2 separate regions of the Homo sapiens genome follow, and region 1 is linked to region 2. Evidence: chromatin contacts called from ENCODE Hi-C or POLR2A ChIA-PET data. All regions are on one chromosome and are shown on one strand. The core of a region is the stretch at or near the end of the contact, and the rest is flanking DNA. Distances in the headings are between cores, read along the strand shown.

Region 1 (2,804 bases), core at 305-2,804, 400 kb after region 2:
TAGACTAGAACATATATGCCAATGGGTAGTGATACACAACTGTCACTGGTAAAGTTGCATACCAATTCACAATCCTATTCTCATACCCAAGTTACTACTACACATTGCTCTTGAGTCAGTAGCTGCATTTGCCACCCTGGCTCAAAATATCAGCCATCACATTTAGTAAATTCTAACATACAAAGCAAATTAGCACTGATTTATCAGATTTACCATTGGGTGGGGTGAGGAGGAGGAGGATGCTGGCTGACTTAGCCCAGTCCCTTAAGAGCTCTGTTCCAGAGAATATACTTGTGCTCTTCCTCCATGGCCCAGCATATGCACAGGGCTCCAGTCATTTGCCTCCAGCAGGGGGCTCTTCCACACTCATTCACAGTCAGCTGGATTCCAATCTCTGCTCAAGTGTGAGCAATGTAGATCCAGCCCCCTGGTTAATGTATTCATCACTGTTCAAGCCCAGTCTCTTTCAGATGTTGAGACAGTGGCCCTAACTCTGTGTGGCTGGCCCAGAGCTGTGCACCTACCCTCACTTTCATACCACATTAATTTCAGATCCTTATTGTCATGGGTTTCCCAACTACTTTTTTTTCTTCAGGGGAAACCTCCACAATGTAGTTTCTAATATGTTGAATTCATACTCCAGAAAGTGTCCTGTAGAATAATGTCTTACTGAAAACGGCCATCACAGCCAGGAGTCCTTAACTATGTTCTTTGATACCCTTAGTTACAGTTTGTTGTCATGTTCTTCACATCTTGTGTGAAGATTGTTCAAGTATTGGCCAAAGGATATGTCACTATCTAAAATTCACATTGAGAACCTCAGAGTAACTAATAATAAGTGTGATGCTTGTAGGAAAAGAAGAGCTGTTTGGTCACAGGATGTGGTTATTAGAATAGGGTTGTGGTTGAAGGGGAAGGATGATGACATAAATCTTTGCATAAACCACATTAACATGAAACCTTGATATTATCATTACATACTTTTCTTTTTATCTAATAAGGCAAAGTAGAGAAGTCAGCATCATTTGTCTCTGGCAGACTAAACTGTCAAGAAGGCATACCCAAGGTTGGTGGCAGGGGGAGCTTCATTAGCATTAGGAATAATAGAAAATATCAAAGAATAAGTTTTGTAAGAAATACATAGACTCAACAGAAAGTAAAAAATGTACTTTACTGAAAAGAAAACAAACTATAAATGAATCATGAAGTTGGATGGAGATATAATCTATAGATTTAAAACTGTTTTTATTCAAAATAATGAGATTTTAAAAAATAATAAATGTTCTGAAAGTCTAGGATAAGTATACTGTCCTGTATTGTTGATTTTTTAAAGAGTAGTAGAGTGTATTATATAGCATATTATATAAAGACATGGGCCTGAGTTAGGCAGTCTTTTTGTTTGTTGAGGTAAAATTCACATAACAAAATTAACCCATTTTAAGGTGCACAACTCAGTAGCATTTAGTGCATTCACCATGTTGTACAACCATCACTTCTATGTAGTTCCATAACATTTTCATCACCTCCAAAGGAGACCTTGTACCCATTAAACAGTCACTCCCCATTCCCACTTCCTCCTCAGCAACCACAATCTGATTTTAGACAGGCCTTGTTTTGCATCTATGGTAGTGCAATTTCTACATCAATCTATGCAGAAGGAGCTTAGGCCCAGAATTCTGCATGGTGGGTAGGAGCTGTGGCTTGTCTTGAAGCTGGATGTGCTTGCATAGCAAATGCTTTATCTTTATTTATGTGTGTTTGGGTTATTTAAAAAAGAATGTCTTATGAATATTATGGCTATATTGTTAATTTTCAAAGTGTTTTTGTTGTTTTACCTATGGAGAAAAGATTAATAGCAATTTGGTTTGTTTTACAAAGGGACTACCTTCTCCAATGTTTGTGAAAATAATAATTAAACTTTTGTTTGGCTTTGTTTTATGTATATATTTAAAGCTGTCTTGAATTTCTAATCTATCTGTTTTAAGTTTTTTTCTTTTTGTTTATCCTTATTGCTCTCTTAAAATGTTTTCTGTTTCTTCATATTATTTTACATATAACAGGGACTAAAAAATGGTCATGAGTTCAAAGAAATCAGATGAAATTTGGTAGGAATTTGGGGCTAATGTTTCAGGGTCTGATTCTTTCACTGGAGGACCATGAAGGCCATAGCGTGGAATTATTTTCTCTGGGCCCATTCAATTTCTTCTGAGAGGAAACTTCATGTATTTTGTTTGAGGGATAGATGCCAGCCACCTATGTGGCAGAGGTCAGAGTGGAAGAGAGGTGCGGTTAACTATTCCCCATATAATCTTTCAATTAATCTCTTGAAGTGTCCCCAAGGTTTTTTTTTTTTTTTTTTTGGATTTGTCTTTTTTTTTTATTATACTTTAAGTTTTAGGGTACATGTGCACATTGTGTAGGTTAGTTACATATGTATACATGTGCCATGCTGGTGCGCTGCACCCACTAACTCGTAAAAAATGTTTAAATAAATACTATTTCAAGTGTGTGGTGATGTTTTTATAGCCATTAAAGATAAGATTTTATGAAACTGTTTAGTGATGTAGAAGATTGTCTGATCTGTGGGAAATTATCCATAGATTAAGTAAAAAAAAAAGACTACAAAGACTAATATTACAATTCTGTAAATGTATCTATACTGTGATATTTATATTTATAAAAACAGGAAGGATCTTAATGACACTCAGAAGACTAGAATTAGATGATAGAAGAACGACTACATTTTTCTCCTCCCAACAGTCTTAATAGGGCCTCCAGGTCTAAGGTGAGTGGCCTTGAAAAAT
Region 2 (2,931 bases), core at 432-2,931:
TGATTCTCATGGCTTCTGTCTTCAAAGGGCTTGCAGTTTCTCAGGCTCCAGTTCTATCTTCCCCACCCACAGCCTAGCCCATTGCTCCTGCCTGTCCCCTCCTGGCTGCCCCCAGCAGCGCTTACCTGTCCATCCAGGCATGCAGGAGCACTGTGGGCGGCCCGAGGCCTGGATGTGGCAGCGGCCCCTTTTGGAACAGAAGGAGGGAGGACAAGGGTCTTCAAGCTTGGCCTGGCATCTCTCACCAGTGAAGCCAGGGAGGCAAGTGCACAAGAAGCTGGGTGTCAATGGAGAGGGAGAGCTGGGGAGCCCTAGGGGAGCGGGAAGCAGGGCTTGGCAGCTGCCTCCATTTTGGCAGAGCTGGGCGTTCTGGCAGGGGTCAGGAAACTGGCACGTCTCACCCAGGAAGCCAGGGGCACACCTGGGCAGGGGAGGAGAGGAAAACTCACATCACTGGTCCCTCTTCCTATTCTTGCCCACTCCCTCCTCTGCCTTCATTTGTTTCCCTTCATCTCCTTCACTTCCTCTCTTTCTTCTTTGGTCTCACTTCCTCACCTCTCCCCCCCTGCTCTCCCTCCCCCTTTCTCTCCAGTCTCCCACTCCTGCAAGGCACACTCACTGGCAGGTCCCTTGTCCCAGAGACAGGCTCAGGCAGGTGCCTCCATTGGCACAGGGTTCTGGGAAACTCCCACACAGCAGCCCTGAGGGTGGAGAGGCAGGCGCAATGGAAGCCCTGGGTGCTGTGCCTCCACCTTTCCTCTTCTAGGTGCTCCTGAGAGACCTGCCCACAGCAGCTCCCACAGGTACTCTAAACCACCTCTTCTTCACATCTGTCCCCACTCTCCACATGGTACCCAGCCCCAGCCCCAGTGCCCTCCGTCCCAGTTACTAATCCCTACCCCCCTTTCCTGTTTATTCTCTGGCCTCCCAAGTCCAGCCTCGGACTCCATCTCTCGGAAGCAAGACAACAGGGGTCAGAAGAGGGGCGGAGGTGGCTCCCGGGAGGTGAATGGCTGAGACTTCGAAGAGATTTCCTCCCGGAAAGGCCGAGCATTGAGCCATCCGGGGGGTGGGGACAGCTGGACTAAGAAAGGGCTTAGTAGGCCTGACCTTTCATGTCCCCATCTCCTGCTTCCCTCTCATCTCCTCCCCAAGCAGGTGGTCAGTGTGTTCCCTCTTCCCCTCTTCCCTATGGCTGCAAGAGTCCTCCAGTGCCAGTGCTGACGAGGTTCTTCCTGGAGGTGGGCACCCTCTCACCCATCCCCCAGCAGTCACCACCCCTGGCACCAGGCCCGAAGCAGCTCCATGGGCAGAGCCGTCTTTCCCTGGAGGCCGTCTCTATTTGGGCAGTGAGAATCTCCTCCATCCAGCATCCCTCACACGGCCTGGGGCTTGGCCCTCTTCCCCCACCCCACTGATCATCCTCCTAAGGGAGCTGGGTCCCCTCACCTCACCCACGCCATGCCTCACCTCTGGGTCTGACCACTGAGACACATAGCAGCAGCAGCAGCAGCAGCAGCAGCAGCAGTGAAGGGGGCTGCATTCCACAGCCCCTTCTCCAAGCCCCGGTCCCTGTCCCTCTTCAGGCAGGGACCCTCAGAGCTCTCACTGGGGCAGGAGCCACCTCCTCTGCTCCCACTGCCCCTCTTCTTCCTCCTCGGCCTGCTGCAAGCCTCACGTCTGAGCTGTTTCCTGAGTCACACAATGTCCTGGACACCCTAGTAATGGGGGGCGGAGGAAGAGTGGAGGAACACTAGGGGGGATGAAGGAGGGGCCTTCTGTCCCTGACAACCCCTGGGGAAGTAGGGGGAAGTAGGACGGTGTGCCTGGAGGGCAGGTGATAGGAGGGGAGAAGGAATCTCGGAACCCCCTGGGCAGTCCCAGCCCTGCTGTTTGTTGATCTGGTCTCTCCTTTCTAGGGATGAGAATTGCAAGGTGGCTGCCCTGTGCCCCAGGAGGGGCAGGACCTGGAAACAGGTATTGGGTGGTTACAGAGTTCTGTATTCCTCCTCCCAGGAGAGGATGCTTAATTTGCCAGGTTATTACAGATGCTTCTCAGAGAACCTGCAACTTGTCATAATTTGAAACCACTCACCTTGGCTAAAGGAACCCAGGGGCTTCTGGGCCTTATCTTGGCTCTTGCCAGGACTTATTTTTCTCCTTCTGGCAAATGGGCAAGATGCTGGCCGGTTTTGGGGAAATCTTGGTCTTCCTGTTGTAGGGGAATGTTAAGACTGTCATTATCAGTGATAAATGAACATAGTCTACCCTAAATTTTGCAGTCTGAATTGTCTGTAACAAACACTGAATTTGGGTAGTTTTCACTTCCTCCATCTCTGCCTCCCTCCGCTGTCAAGGTCCTTGGGATGCAGGGAATGCCAGTCAGAATGCAAAATTGGAGTCAATAAAATCACAAAAGAGAATTCTTTGCCTCAGAATGCTCATCCTACCTTCTTGAGTCAACCCAGGACAACTTTGGGGTCAACCACACACTGAGTTCCTTTAGTAGCACAGGGAACTGAGAGTCCAGGGTGGCAGAAGGTGTCAGTGGCAGCTGTGCTCTCCCTGGTGTTGAGGCACTCATGGCTGCTGCTGGTGCACCTGAGAGCCTTCCCCTACCGGGGAATATACTTCACCAGCACCACTTTCTTCCTTTTTTTAGCTTTTTATTTTAAAATACTTTTAATCTCATGGGAAAGGGGCAAAAATACTAAAAAGAATTCCAGGATACCCTTCACTCAGATTCATCCACTAATATCATTTGACCACATTTACTTTATCATTATTTCTCTATAAATACACATTTGTATTTTTTTCTGAACCATTTGAGAGTAAGTTGCATACAAGATACCCTTTACCCTTAAATCCATCAGTGCAAATTTTCTAAGAACAAAACATTCTTTTACATAATATAGTACAATTATCCAAATC

The links. A loop is a pair of places that touch in the nucleus more often than their neighbours do. ChIA-PET counts read pairs that join two places held with the same protein, here RNA polymerase II (POLR2A). Pooled maps may share reads with other maps.
Region 1: a pooled map shows a loop between it and region 2 (3-fold over the local background). The contact joins the enhancer-like site here to the promoter of NOTCH4 in region 2. A Hi-C loop is called at or near these places in 1 of 50 pooled maps. POLR2A ChIA-PET finds 5 or more read pairs at or near these places in 2 of 52 experiments (OCI-LY7 and activated CD8-positive, alpha-beta memory T cell).

The regions. Positions count from the first base shown.
Region 1 is chr6:32,622,282-32,625,085 of GRCh38, forward strand. No RefSeq gene overlaps it. Among named protein-coding and RNA genes, the nearest start is that of HLA-DQA1, 14 kb to the right of the region's middle. Within about 2 kb of position 1,555, at least 8 of the 41 ENCODE cell types and tissues checked have a DNase peak (open chromatin) inside an H3K27ac peak, as active enhancers do; they include OCI-LY7, where a contact is called at or near this core.
Region 2 is chr6:32,222,386-32,225,316 of GRCh38, forward strand. NOTCH4 (notch receptor 4) reads right to left here and starts at 1,682. Exons shown (of 30, transcript NM_004557.4): 1 at 1,471-1,682; 2 at 620-701; 3 at 126-421. The coding sequence starts at 1,543.